3 separate regions of the Homo sapiens genome follow, and all the other regions are linked to region 1. A link is a contact called in ENCODE Hi-C or POLR2A ChIA-PET data. All regions are on one chromosome and are shown on one strand. Each heading gives the region's core, a stretch centred on a gene start or an enhancer-like site at or near the end of the contact. The rest is flanking DNA. Distances are from core to core; before and after follow the strand shown. Region 1 holds the start of NSD2 (nuclear receptor binding SET domain protein 2). Region 2 holds the start of PCGF3-AS1 (PCGF3 antisense RNA 1). Region 3 holds the start of RGS12 (regulator of G protein signaling 12).

What was found. A loop is a pair of places that touch in the nucleus more often than their neighbours do. ChIA-PET counts read pairs that join two places held with the same protein, here RNA polymerase II (POLR2A). Pooled maps may share reads with other maps.
Region 2: a pooled map shows a loop between it and region 1 (13-fold over the local background). The contact joins the promoter of PCGF3-AS1 here to the promoter of NSD2 in region 1. A Hi-C loop is called at or near these places in 1 of 168 maps with a recorded cell type or tissue (CD14-positive monocyte) and 11 of 50 pooled maps. POLR2A ChIA-PET finds 5 or more read pairs at or near these places in 2 of 52 experiments (GM12878 and activated CD4-positive, alpha-beta memory T cell).
Region 3: a loop to region 1 is called in a map of ascending aorta, with 8 times the contacts of the local background. The contact joins the promoter of RGS12 here to the promoter of NSD2 in region 1. A Hi-C loop is called at or near these places in 1 of 168 maps with a recorded cell type or tissue (ascending aorta) and 9 of 50 pooled maps. POLR2A ChIA-PET finds 5 or more read pairs at or near these places in 1 of 52 experiments (T-cell).

Annotation. Positions count from the first base shown.
Region 1 is chr4:1,869,397-1,872,797 of GRCh38, reverse strand. It overlaps NSD2 (nuclear receptor binding SET domain protein 2), which reads right to left and starts at 1,405. Exons shown (of 22, transcript NM_001042424.3): 1 at 1,256-1,405. RefSeq lists silencers at 972-1,671, 1,722-1,951, 1,982-2,241 and an enhancer at 1,975-2,476.
Region 2 is chr4:780,502-784,251 of GRCh38, reverse strand. It overlaps PCGF3-AS1 (PCGF3 antisense RNA 1), which reads left to right and starts at 2,403. Exons shown (of 3, transcript NR_171661.1): 1 at 2,403-2,480. LOC124900163 (chloride intracellular channel protein 6-like) reads left to right here and starts at 2,404. Exons shown (of 2, transcript XM_047416474.1): 1 at 2,404-2,480. RefSeq lists enhancers at 1,136-1,853, 1,854-2,570, 2,571-3,288 and silencers at 2,115-2,464, 2,565-2,644.
Region 3 is chr4:3,291,158-3,294,948 of GRCh38, reverse strand. RGS12 (regulator of G protein signaling 12) reads right to left here and starts at 1,928. Exons shown (of 18, transcript NM_001394154.1): 1 at 1,850-1,928. RefSeq lists an enhancer at 554-1,139 and silencers at 1,793-1,842, 1,853-2,332, 2,513-2,622.

The DNA.
Region 1 (3,401 bases), core at 156-2,655:
CACAAAATAGAGTGAATATAACCCATGCGTGATGCTGGCGTTTAACTCATTTAAAAATCAAGGCTTGAAAGTCTGTGAAGCAGGTGGGTAGCACTGAAGAGCTGCTCCTGAGCCAGGCCTGAACTTTATCCAATTAGTCTTGTCTTCACAGGGTCTGCGCGCTCTCTCTCTCTCTCTCTCTCTCTCTCTCTCTCTCTCTCTCTCTCACACACACACACACACACACACACACAAAATACACGTTATCTACCTAAAAACGATTAACGTCACCACATCAGTTTTGATACTATGTTTCCACTTGAATGTCAAAGCCCATCGTGGGCACAGAAAGATTCGTGCTGCAATGGGTCCTATACAATACCCTCATCCATTTTATTTCTACCGAAACTTAAGACCAGCATTTTTTAAACGCCGAGATTTTAAACCACGGTTCCTGTGAGTGGAGCAAAACCAGCCATTAAGTCGCCAGGTCCCATCTCATGCACTGAGGCTTCAAGGACTATCAATCTGCATCCTGGGGCGAGGGGAACATCCCAGGCGGAGGCCCGGACGCCGAGGGCGCGCAGCCCCCCAGCAGGGTACCCACACCCGGCTCACCCCCGCCTCCACCTGCCAAGGGCCGGACCGCGGCCCGGCTTCCCGGGGGAGCGTCCGCGCTGACCAACGCCCGGGCGCCGCGAGTGTCAACGCCAGACACCGCCTGCAAACAAAAAGCGACCCTCGGCCCGACCCCTGGCCCCGGCGCCGGCCCCGGGACCCCAACCTGCCCCTCCCACCGCGGCCGCCCCGGACCGGGGGCGCCGCACAAAGGCCGGCCCGACCCGCTCGGCGCCGCGGGAACAAAGGCGGCCGCCTCGGCCGGGCCGGGCACAGGTGCAGCCGCAGGGCCCGGCCGGGCCCAACATGGCCGCGCCCGCCCGCCCGGCCCCGTTAGCCGCCGCCGCCCGCAGGCCGCCGCCCCTCCCCTGCCCGGACTCGTCCCGGCCTCCGCGGTCCGCCCGGTCCTCCCGCCGGCCCTCAGGCCTCCGCGGTCCTCGCGGTCCCCACGACCCTCTCAGGCCGCCCGGCCTCCCGGTCCCCCAGCCCCTGAGCCGGCCCCTCAGGCCTCCTCAGTGCCCCCACTCCTCCCGGCGCTCCCGCCCCCTCAGGCCTCCGCGGTCCTCCCCGCCGCCCCTCAGGCCTCCCACAGCCCGGCCTCCCGGCCCCAGCCCCGGCGGTTGGCGGCCCGCGACTGTTGGGCGGGCGCCCCAGTGACCTGCGGTGCGTCGCATCCTCGGCGGGCGGCTCTCCGGAGCGGCAGGCTGGGAGGGGGCCGGGGCCGTGCGGCGGTAGGGCCCAGGCGGGGAGGGGGCGGCGGCGGCGGCGGGCGCAGCGCGGCCAGGCCGAGGCTCTCGCGCGCGGCGCCGACCCCGCCCCCGCGCCTCCCGCCCGCCGCCGCCGCCGCAGCCGGGGCCGCCGCCGCCTCGCAGAAGCCGCGGGAAAAGTGCGCGCCGCTGATTGGCTGCCGCGCTCGCGGGGCCCGCGGACCGGGCTTTTCAAATCCGCGCCGGGGCCGCGCACGGGCGGGGCGGGCAGGCACGCGGCGGGTGGGGGCCGCGCGGGCGGGCGGGGCTGGCAGCGCCGGGAGGGCCGGGCCGCGGGCCCCGCGAGCCGCCTCAGAGTAGCGCCGGGCGCGCGCCCTGCTCCCGCTACTCGGCGGCGCGCACCCGGCCCAGACCCGGCGCCCGCGGGCGCCGCGCTCAGTGACGTCACGATCCGCGCCCAATCACCGTCCGGAGCCGGCGCCCCCGAGCCGTGGGCGCGCGGCCGCGGAGGCTGGCGTTGGGCGCGCGGCCCGCCCGCGCGGGTCCCCAAGCTCCTGTCCCGTGAGAGGGGCGCGGGGCCTGGGGCCCGCGGGAGGCTGCTAGCGGCGTCCGCCTCGCGGAGCGGCAGTGCGGGGACGGGTGGGGAAACCGCCGCAGAGGCCCCGCCGTGGCGGGCCCGGAGCCTCAGAACAGACGTGGCGGAGAGGGTCAGACGCCACGACGGGGCAGGGCAGGGCGTCGTGCTCTTCCCGCCTAACGGCCGCAGGGCGTGAACGAGTCCCCCGGGCGAGGGTCCGACCCGGAGCTGGGCGCGGCTGCGGGAGGACCGCTCGCGAGGGGAGGACGCCTGGTCCAGGGGCGCTACCCCAGCGCCGCTGCGGTAGAGCCGGGCTTCAGGGGGTGGCGCGGGCGACTGCGTGCGGCACAGGGAGGAGGAGGAAGCGGCGCGGGCGAGCGGGGAAGTCAGACGCTGCAAAAAGTGGGCGGGCCGGGCGGTTGAAGCCGGTGTGATTTGCTGCCCGCCGCCCATGGAAGTTCGGCTCCTGCCTCCAGGTGCTGCCGGAGCCGGCGGCCTTGGGTTTTCTGTCACGCAGGTTCAGGGAGCCGGGAACACCTTCGGCCTTGAGCCTTAGTGTCTGCTCGAGCTTTACAGGCCCAGCTTGAGCCCTCGCTGAGAAGCGGGCCCAGGGGAGCCTGGCGAGAGTTTGGTCAAGGAGAGCTTTGTGAAAGTGCGCTACCCGGGCTATAGAACGACACCTCAGCCCAGGTCCTGCCTCCCCGGACCCACCTCCAGCCACCAAGGAGTGGCCACAGTTCACCTCCTCTTCCTCTCCCGCGCCGCCTCCGCTGCTGTCCCTTCACAGGTGCTGGGCCCCTGTATGGGTTGAGTTGTGGCCCCCCCAAAAAAACAAGGGTTGCTGCAAGACTTACTATAAGGCTACAGTAATTGAGACATTGTGGTACTGGTGGAAAAATACACAAATAGATCCATGAACAGAATAGAGAACCCGGATATAGACCACATAATGGAGTCAGCTGAGCTTGACTCTAGGAAATGGAATGGAGAAAAGACAGTCTTTTCGACAAATGGTGCTGGAACAACTGGATGTCCACATGCAAAAAAAAATCAGGCTAGACACAGACTTTACACCCTTAACAAAAATTAATTCAAAATGGAGCCAAGGCCAGTGGCTCACACCTGTGAGAAGTGTGAGCCAGCACTGTGGGAGGCCAAAGTGAAAGGATTGCTTGAGCCCAGGAGTTGGAGACCAGACTGGGCAACATAGCAAGACCTCGTCTCTATCACCAAACAAATAAATGAATTTTTAAAATTACGGCCAGTGCCAGGCATGGTGGCTCACACCTTTAATACAAGCACTTTGGAAGGCCGAGACAGGTGGATCGCCTGAGGTCAGGAGTTCGAGACCAGCCTGGCTAACATGGTGAAACCCCGTCTCTACTAAAAAAAAATACAAAAATTAGCCAGGCATAGTGACGGGCATCTGTAATCGCAACTATTCAGGAGGCTGAGGCAGGAGAATCACTTGAACCCGGGAAGTGGAGGTTGCAGTGAGCCGAGATCATGCCACTGCACTC
Region 2 (3,750 bases), core at 1,154-3,653, 1.1 Mb after region 1:
GGACGAGGTGAGCGGATCACGAGGTCAGGAGATGGAGACTATTCTGGCTAACAAGGTGAAACCCCATTAATACTAAAACTACAAAAAAAAAAAAAAAAAAGCTGGGTGAGGTGGCAAGCAACTGTAGTCCTAGCTACTCGGGAGGCTGAGGCAGGAGAATCGCCTTGAACCTGGGAGTCAGAGGTTGCAGTGAGCCGAGATGACACCACTGCACTCCAGCCTGGGCGACAGAGCGAGACTCCCTCTCAAAAAAAAAAAAAGAAAAAAGAAAAGAAAAGATGGTCCCGTGACACTTGTTACAGCTGAGTGAGGAAGGCTTTATTCAGGACCAGCACTACAGGTACAGGGACCATGCAACAGGGCTTGCCATGGGTGCCAAGGAGCAGGGTGGGCTCAGTGGATGGAAAATGACTGAGGAACATCAGGGGTTGGGGGATTCTGATGAAACCCATCTAACTGGATTCTAGCTGGAGACAGGCAGGGCAATCAGACAGACCCATAGGGTGGTGAAGCATGAGGACCCCAATCAGATCTCCAGGATGAAGGTTTGTTGCTAAACTGACTTAGCCAGATTCTTTGCTAAAACTGCATTTTACAAGGAAGTGGGCCAATGGGCCTACCAGAAGATTCAGGAAGTTAACTAAAGTTTGACCACACAAAAAATCTTTGTCAGGAGCCCTCTCTAGGGAGCAGCATGTCTGGGTCTCCTGTAACCTTCCTGATGCTGCTGGCTGGGAATGCCCCAGGGAGCTGCCCAGTCCCAGGGCAGGAGGGCCCCATGTGCCCTGACCCCAGGCCGGGCCCTCCTGGATGCCAGGTGGGAGCTGGGAGGGAACGTGCTCTCCTCCAAGCCCAGGGAAGGGTGTATCCAGCTCCTCCTCCTGCTGCCTCTGGGGAAGTGTGCACCCCAGGCACCACCAAATTGCCCAGGGTGATCTCTCCTCTGCCAGCTGGCCCCCCTTCCTCCTGGAACAGAAACTCAGTGTCTTTGCACCCACCCCTGTGTCCGTGGCTGCTGCCAGCTGCCCCTCAACAGGGCACCCCAACATCCAGCCACTGCTCAGCCTCCATCCTCCCCCAGCCTCCCATTTCCCATCCACAGCCTGGTCTGGACCCCCTTGCAAGCCTAAGCAGCGACTTGGACGTGCCAGGTCACGACCCAGGCAGCTTTCCCTTGGAGTCTTTTTTTTTTGAGACAGAGTCTCTCTCTGTCCCCCAGGATGGAGTGCAGTGGTGCGATCTCGGCTCACTGCAAGCTCCGCTCCCAAGTTCACACCATTCTCCTGCCTCAGCCTCCCGAGTAGCTGGGACTACAGGCACCCGCCACCACGCCCGGCTAATTTTTTGTATTTTTAGTAGAGACGGGGTTTCACCGTGTTAGCCAGGATGGTCTGGATCTCCTGACCTGGTGATCCGCCCGCCTCGGCCTTCCGAAGTGCTGGGATTTCAGGCGTGAGCCACCGCACCCGGCTCCCTTGGAGTCTAGACGAGCCCTTCCTACAGCAATGAATGCTGGGTCAGACCTGAGCTTCTCCGGGATCCAGCTCTCATCTCAGGTGACGGGGTCTGAGGCCTCCTGGGAATGGCACTCCTCCCCAGATGTTTACTGAGCCCCTGTGATATGCGCTGCTCTGTTCTAGGGGCTGGGAATACTAGTCCCTCCCTCCTGGAACTGGTTTTCCTAGTGATGGAGGACAGATGATAAACATGGAAGTGGCGGTGTTTGCCCTGGAGGAAAATCAAGCAGGACAGGGAGCAGAGAGCAATGGTTAGGGTTACTATTTCATGAGTGGTCAGGGGGCCTCTCTGTCAGAGTGACGTGCACAGACCCGGAGGGAGGCGCGTGTCCCGTGGGAGAGCATTCTGGGCAGAGAACAGCCATTCGAGAGCCAGGAGGCAGCGCTGCCTGGGTGCCACCAGCGTGGCCCTGGCCCCATGCACTGGCTGGGCACCACCCTGCCCCCGGAGTCTCCTCCTTCTGAACGTTTGACTGTATCTTGAACACAGCGGGGCCGGCTTTCAAGCTCCAGACACGGCCTCCTCCCCAGGCCAGGAAGCCCTGTCAGGCAGCAGATCCGGCCCCCTCAGCAGATCGGCCCCTCCAGAAGACCCGCCCCTCACAGCAGATCCGGCCTTCCCAGCAGACCCGCCCCCCGAGTAGATCCGCCCCTCCAGGATATCCATCTCCCCAGCAGATCCGTCCTCTCCAGCAGAACCGCCCCCAGCGGAGCCGCTCGGGCGGGGCCTCCGGGCCTGGGGAAGGGAGCGGGGACCGGGCCGTGGAAGGACCGCGCCCGCCCCTGGCCAGCCTGAGCCAATCAGCGCATGCTAGGTGGGCCGACATGATTGGCTCCTAGAGGCTCACGTGTGGAGGCCTGACCAATCAGAGCCCGAGAGACGCCATTGCAAGCCTCTGCAGAGGCGCTGGAGCTGGGTCAGTCCGCCGCTCACCCCGCGGCCGCACCTTCCCGCCTTCTCAGGTAACTAAGTGCGGGTCTCGGGCCTGGCAGAAGCTTCTTCGGCCCCGTGCCCTCGCCTGGCCCCGCCCCGTCGGTTGTGTGCTTGTCTCGTCCTGCCCCCAGGCCCTGCCGGTCCCCACCGTTAGGCCGGCGTCCCTGCCCGGCCCCGCTGCGGGCTGGCGCCAGCTCAGGAGGACGCCCCGAAGCCGAGGCCTCGGAAGCAGGTTTTTCCCAGACCTTCTCCTGTCCCGCGTTCCCCCTAGGCCGGCCGTAGGGACCAGACCCCACCCTAAGCCCATAGCCGGCCTTCGCGCTCCGGGTGACCCTGGCTGGCCCTGTTTGTCTGTGGGTCCTGGGATGCGCCACTCCCGGCAGGAAGGGGCGCCGCCGAGGCCCGGTCTCAGCCTGGAACCCCGCTCCTGCCGTCGGGGCGCTTTCTGCGGCTGCCCACACACGACCCCAGGCAAGGGGTGGGGGCGCGGGACCCTCCATGACATGGCGGCGGGGCGCTCTCACTTCTTTGAAACCAGCGTAAACTGGACCCGCCCCACCTCCCATACCTTGGGGGAGCCCCGGGAAAGGCTGTGGCCTGGGGGTCTGCAGGGCGTTGGCAGTGGAGGTGGGGAGAGACCCCAGCCCTTTCCTGTCCCCCCCACCAGCCTTGCCTTCCTCGCCGTGAGCCGGGGACAGTGGAGGGGAGTCAGGGAGGGCCCACCAGATGGACTTTCTTGTGACTCATCCTATAAAGCCCCTCGGGCTTAGCCACCCTCCCCAGGACCCGTGTGGTCTCCCGGACTGTGCTGGAAGCTTAGAGCCAGAATGACTTTTCCACCCTCGGGCTGGCTGGCTCAGTGGGCAGCAGGGACAGGGGGCTGTGAAGAGAAAACTCACTCGCCAGGGTCAGGGGCCGCTTGCTCACTGAGGAAAGCAGAGGGGTTCCTGCCGCTTGCCTCAGGAACAAAGCTAGTTGGTGAGGCACTGCCTTGCAGTTGTAGGAGAGGAATAATGGCCCCCGTGGGTGCTTGGTTGGAACGATTAAAGGAGAATAACAGTTTAGCACGATTATTTCACACAGTTGTTCAAAGAGATGGCTTTGAATTCCAGCTTACATGGCGTCTTCAACAAAAAGTAATTGTTTAGAGAAGTGACAAGATGAAGGAGGACTCTGAGTCCTAGTCTCCCTCCTCGAGTCCCTGTGTGAGCAGAGGTAAACAATGAAAACTCACCAACCAGGAGAAATTCACCTAGGACTGGCGCAGAAGGTATACACCATGAGCCTGGAAATGATTTA
Region 3 (3,791 bases), core at 679-3,178, 1.4 Mb before region 1:
CCACCCCTGCCCTCTCCTGAGCACTCCACAGGTCAGTACTGTACCTCCAGTCCACGTGAGGGGCCTTTCCTCCGCCCTTGTCTTTGTCAACCTCCCTGAGACCTCCGGTCACCACTGCCCTGTCGCTCCTCCCTCTGCTCTGCCAGTCACAGAGGCATCCGCATCATTGCAGTTACCAGGGCTAGAACTGTAAGCCTGTCTGATGGCAGGTTCCAGCCTCAGGAGGTCTCAGAGATAAGGCTGGACTTGCAGTTTTAAGAAAAAGACCCAGACAGGGGTGCACCAACTTGTGCAGGCTCAGCCACCCCACTGCCCTTGCCTGAGCCCCTGCCCTCAGCCAACATGGCCTCCCCCACCTGCAGAGCATCCAGCTGAGGCACCACGCAGGGCCCGGGCACCGGATACCCATCATCTCAAGTCCCCAAAAGCACTGGCCACGATGGACCTTTTTATATCGCTTTTTCAGGGGAAGAAACTTCGCACTGTGACAATTACTTTCTAAAGTGAAATATAAACTGGTTCTCCCTTACTCAGAATTGCTCTGCCCTCCCCACGTCGCCTTCTCTAGGGGAAGGCCAGCAGGACTCCACCCCAGCAGCCCTTGCTGCCCAAAGCCGCCTCTCTGCCCTCCTTGGTAGTCTCCTTGCTGTGAATGGTGGGGCTGCTGCCTTGCCTGGGAAGGCCCCCCAGCGCCCCTTCTGTGCAGGCCTTGCCGGCCATCCTGCACGTCCCTGTGGCCTCAGAAGGGCCCTGCACAGGACGGCATGGACCACGCTGAGGACTTCAGACAAAGACACTCTTAGCCCTTGCAGCAGCTCCAAAGACAGGTCCAATGAGGAAACTCAGGCACAGAGAAGGTGGTCACCTGCCCAGGGACACATTCCCAGCAAGTGACCAAGCAGGTGAGAGGCCAGGTGGTCCTCTCTGTCCACACTCCACGGCTCTGGGCCCCCTCTGTGTTCACCCTCCACTGTCTACACTCCATGGCTCTGGGCCCCTTCTCTGTCTGCACGGCTATGAGACTCTGTCTACACTCCACAGCTATGGGTCCCCTCTCTGTCTACACTAGATGGCTCTGGGCCCTCTCTCTGTCTACACTCCACGGCTCTGGGCCCCCTCTCGGTCTACACTCCACGGCTCTGGGCCCCCTCTCTGTCCACACTCCACAGCTCTGGGCCCCCTCTCTGTCTACACTCCACTGTTTATACTCCATGGCTCTGGGCGCCCTTTCTGTCTACACTCCACAGCTCTGGGTCCCCTCTCTGTCCCCATTCCACAGCTTTGGGCCCCTCTCTGTCTACACCGCACGGCTCTGGGACCCCTCTGTCTACACTGCACAATCGCGGCACCGCGGCTGAGGCGACCCCAGGTCGCTGCAGTGCGTCTGGAGTTCGGGTCTCGGAAGGCAGCTTCTGCCCTAACAAAGCGGCCGCTCGTGGAGTCCGACGAGGGAACCCTCCCAGCGCTCCCGGGCGCATCTCGCCCGCGGGACCCCCTGCCCGGCGCCGCCCCCGCGGGTCCCGCCAAGGGCCCGGGCGGGCCTCACAGCGCGGGGCCCCAGGAGGCCGCGCACCCGCCCGGCCGGAGGCCCCACAGGCCCGCGCCCCGCGCCGCCCGCCCCCGCCCCCGCCCCGCCCCGCCCCGCGCCGGGCCCGGGACCAGGAGCCTGAGTCAGGCCGGCGAACAAAAGGCAGGGCGGGCGGGCGGCGACCCCGAGGGGACGGGCGCCGCGCAGGGCTGGCCGGGATCGGCCGGGAGGCGGAGGGCGCGGGCGCGCGCCCCGGAGACGAAAGAAAGAGCGGAGGCGGCGCGCCCTGCCCCCGCCCCGGCCCCGGCCCCGCACACCTACCGGGCCGCGCCGCTCGCTCCCGCTCCGGGCGCTTCGGCCCGCGCCACCGCCCGCGCGCGCAACGGTCGCCTCGGCAGCCACCGCCCCCCGGGGTCGAGGCGAGGGCGGGGCCGAGGCCGGAGGAGGGGCGGGGACGGAGAGGGGCGGGGCGAACCTGGTGAGGCGGGGCCAAGGGGGTGGGGTTGGGGCGGGGCGATGCGGGGGCGGGGCACGGGGCGGGGCGAGGGCCTTCGCGTCGGGACAGCGTGGTAACGGGACTGCCAGGGAAGCAGGGATGAGAAGAAGCGAGGGACGGGGCCTCCACGGCCGGGGGCGGGACTTCCGTTGGGGGCGCGGCGGCGCTGGTGCGCACGGTGTGTACCCGCACTGGCCCGGCCCTGGTGCTGGGAGCGACTGCGTTCCCGCAAGCTGGTTTTCTCTGCCTCCGCTGGCCCGGGACACCCTGCGAAGGGCAGGTCGGTGTGGCCGGGAGGAGCCGCCCCTGCCTGGGCTGTCTCTGTCCTTCGCCGTCGGTGTCCGAGGAAGTCCCGCTCCCGTTGGGTCTCTGTGCCCGGGAAACCTGGCTGTGGGGAGTCAGGCCCCGGCGCCCTGGCTTTTCGGCTGGGCAGATGCCCGGAGCTGGCGGCAGCTTCGGGGGCGGCGTGAGTTCCCGCGGCGAAGCCACGGGGACAGCCAGGAAAGGCCGTTCCCTCCGGGCCCCGGGACGCCCGCGAAGGCGGCGCGGTGACTGCGGCGTCCAGCGGGTCTGCCCCTCCCGGAGCGCGGGCAGCAGCGAGGGCGGGACCGGAGGCACCGCTGGCACGAGAGGAGGAGCTGCCCGGCCCCGGCCTGCGCCTCTGGCCCTGTCCCAGCCGCCGCCTTCACCCTTTAGGCCGGAGTTCCTTCCTCGCCCTCTTCGTGTCTTCCTTCCCCGGCGCTGGGTCTCCCTGCCCCTTCCTTCCTGCCTTCCCCTCATTCTCTCCCGCCGCGTTTTTCCCTCGAGACGCATCCGTCGCTGCTGTTCACGCTCCAGCCCTGCCGCCCGCCCAGGGACTCGGCCCCTCTCGGGTTTGCTTCTTTCCTGTCACCTGCCTTGATGGGCTCAAAACGCTTCCCCTCCGTCCCCGCCACCGCCCCATGGTTTCTTGGCAGCTCTCCATCATCTAGTCTTGTGTGATTAGTTTGGATCCCAGGAGGAAACCAATGGCATTCTCAGTGGGACAATTAATTAAGAGTCCAGCAGGGTTCCCGCTGGCAGAGGCGCGGTCCGGGAGCCGGGAAGCCACAGGGCGGTGCTGAATTGGGACAGGTAACAGCAGGGAGGGAACTGTTTTCACCTGCAGGGCTGAAGGAGCGCGGCCAGAGCGGTTACAGGAAGCCAGACAAAGAGAGAGAGATACTTAACAGGAGCTGCGACCTATGGCCAAGGGACACAGCCAGCCCTTGATGACCCAGCAGAGAGAGCCAGGGAAGAGGCCAGGCGCGGTGACTCGTGCCAGTAATCCCAGCACTTTGAGAGGCTGAGGCGGACAGATCGCCGGAGCTCAGGAGTTCGAGACCACCCTGGGCAAGATGGCAAAACCCCATCTCTACTAAAATACAAAAAATTAGCCAAGCGTGGTGGCACGCGCCTATAGTCGAAGCTAGTTGGGAGGCAGAGTCAGGAGAATCACTTGAGCCCCGGAGGCGGAGGTTGCTGTGAGCCGAGATTGTGCCACTGCACTCCAGCCTAGGTGACAGAGTGAAACTCCATCTCAAAAAAAAAAAAAAAAGAGCCAGGAAAGAAACTGCCCCCACCCTGGCCCCCCCAAAACTGTGGACCTTCTTGGCTCCTGCCTATGCGCAGATGGTGGAATCTTCCAGAGCAGCGCCAAGCCAGAAGGAAGCAGGCCGCAGAGCTCAGCCTCCTGAGGCTCCAGGGCAGGGACAAGTGGCCCTGAGTGAGAGATGGGGAAACACCACC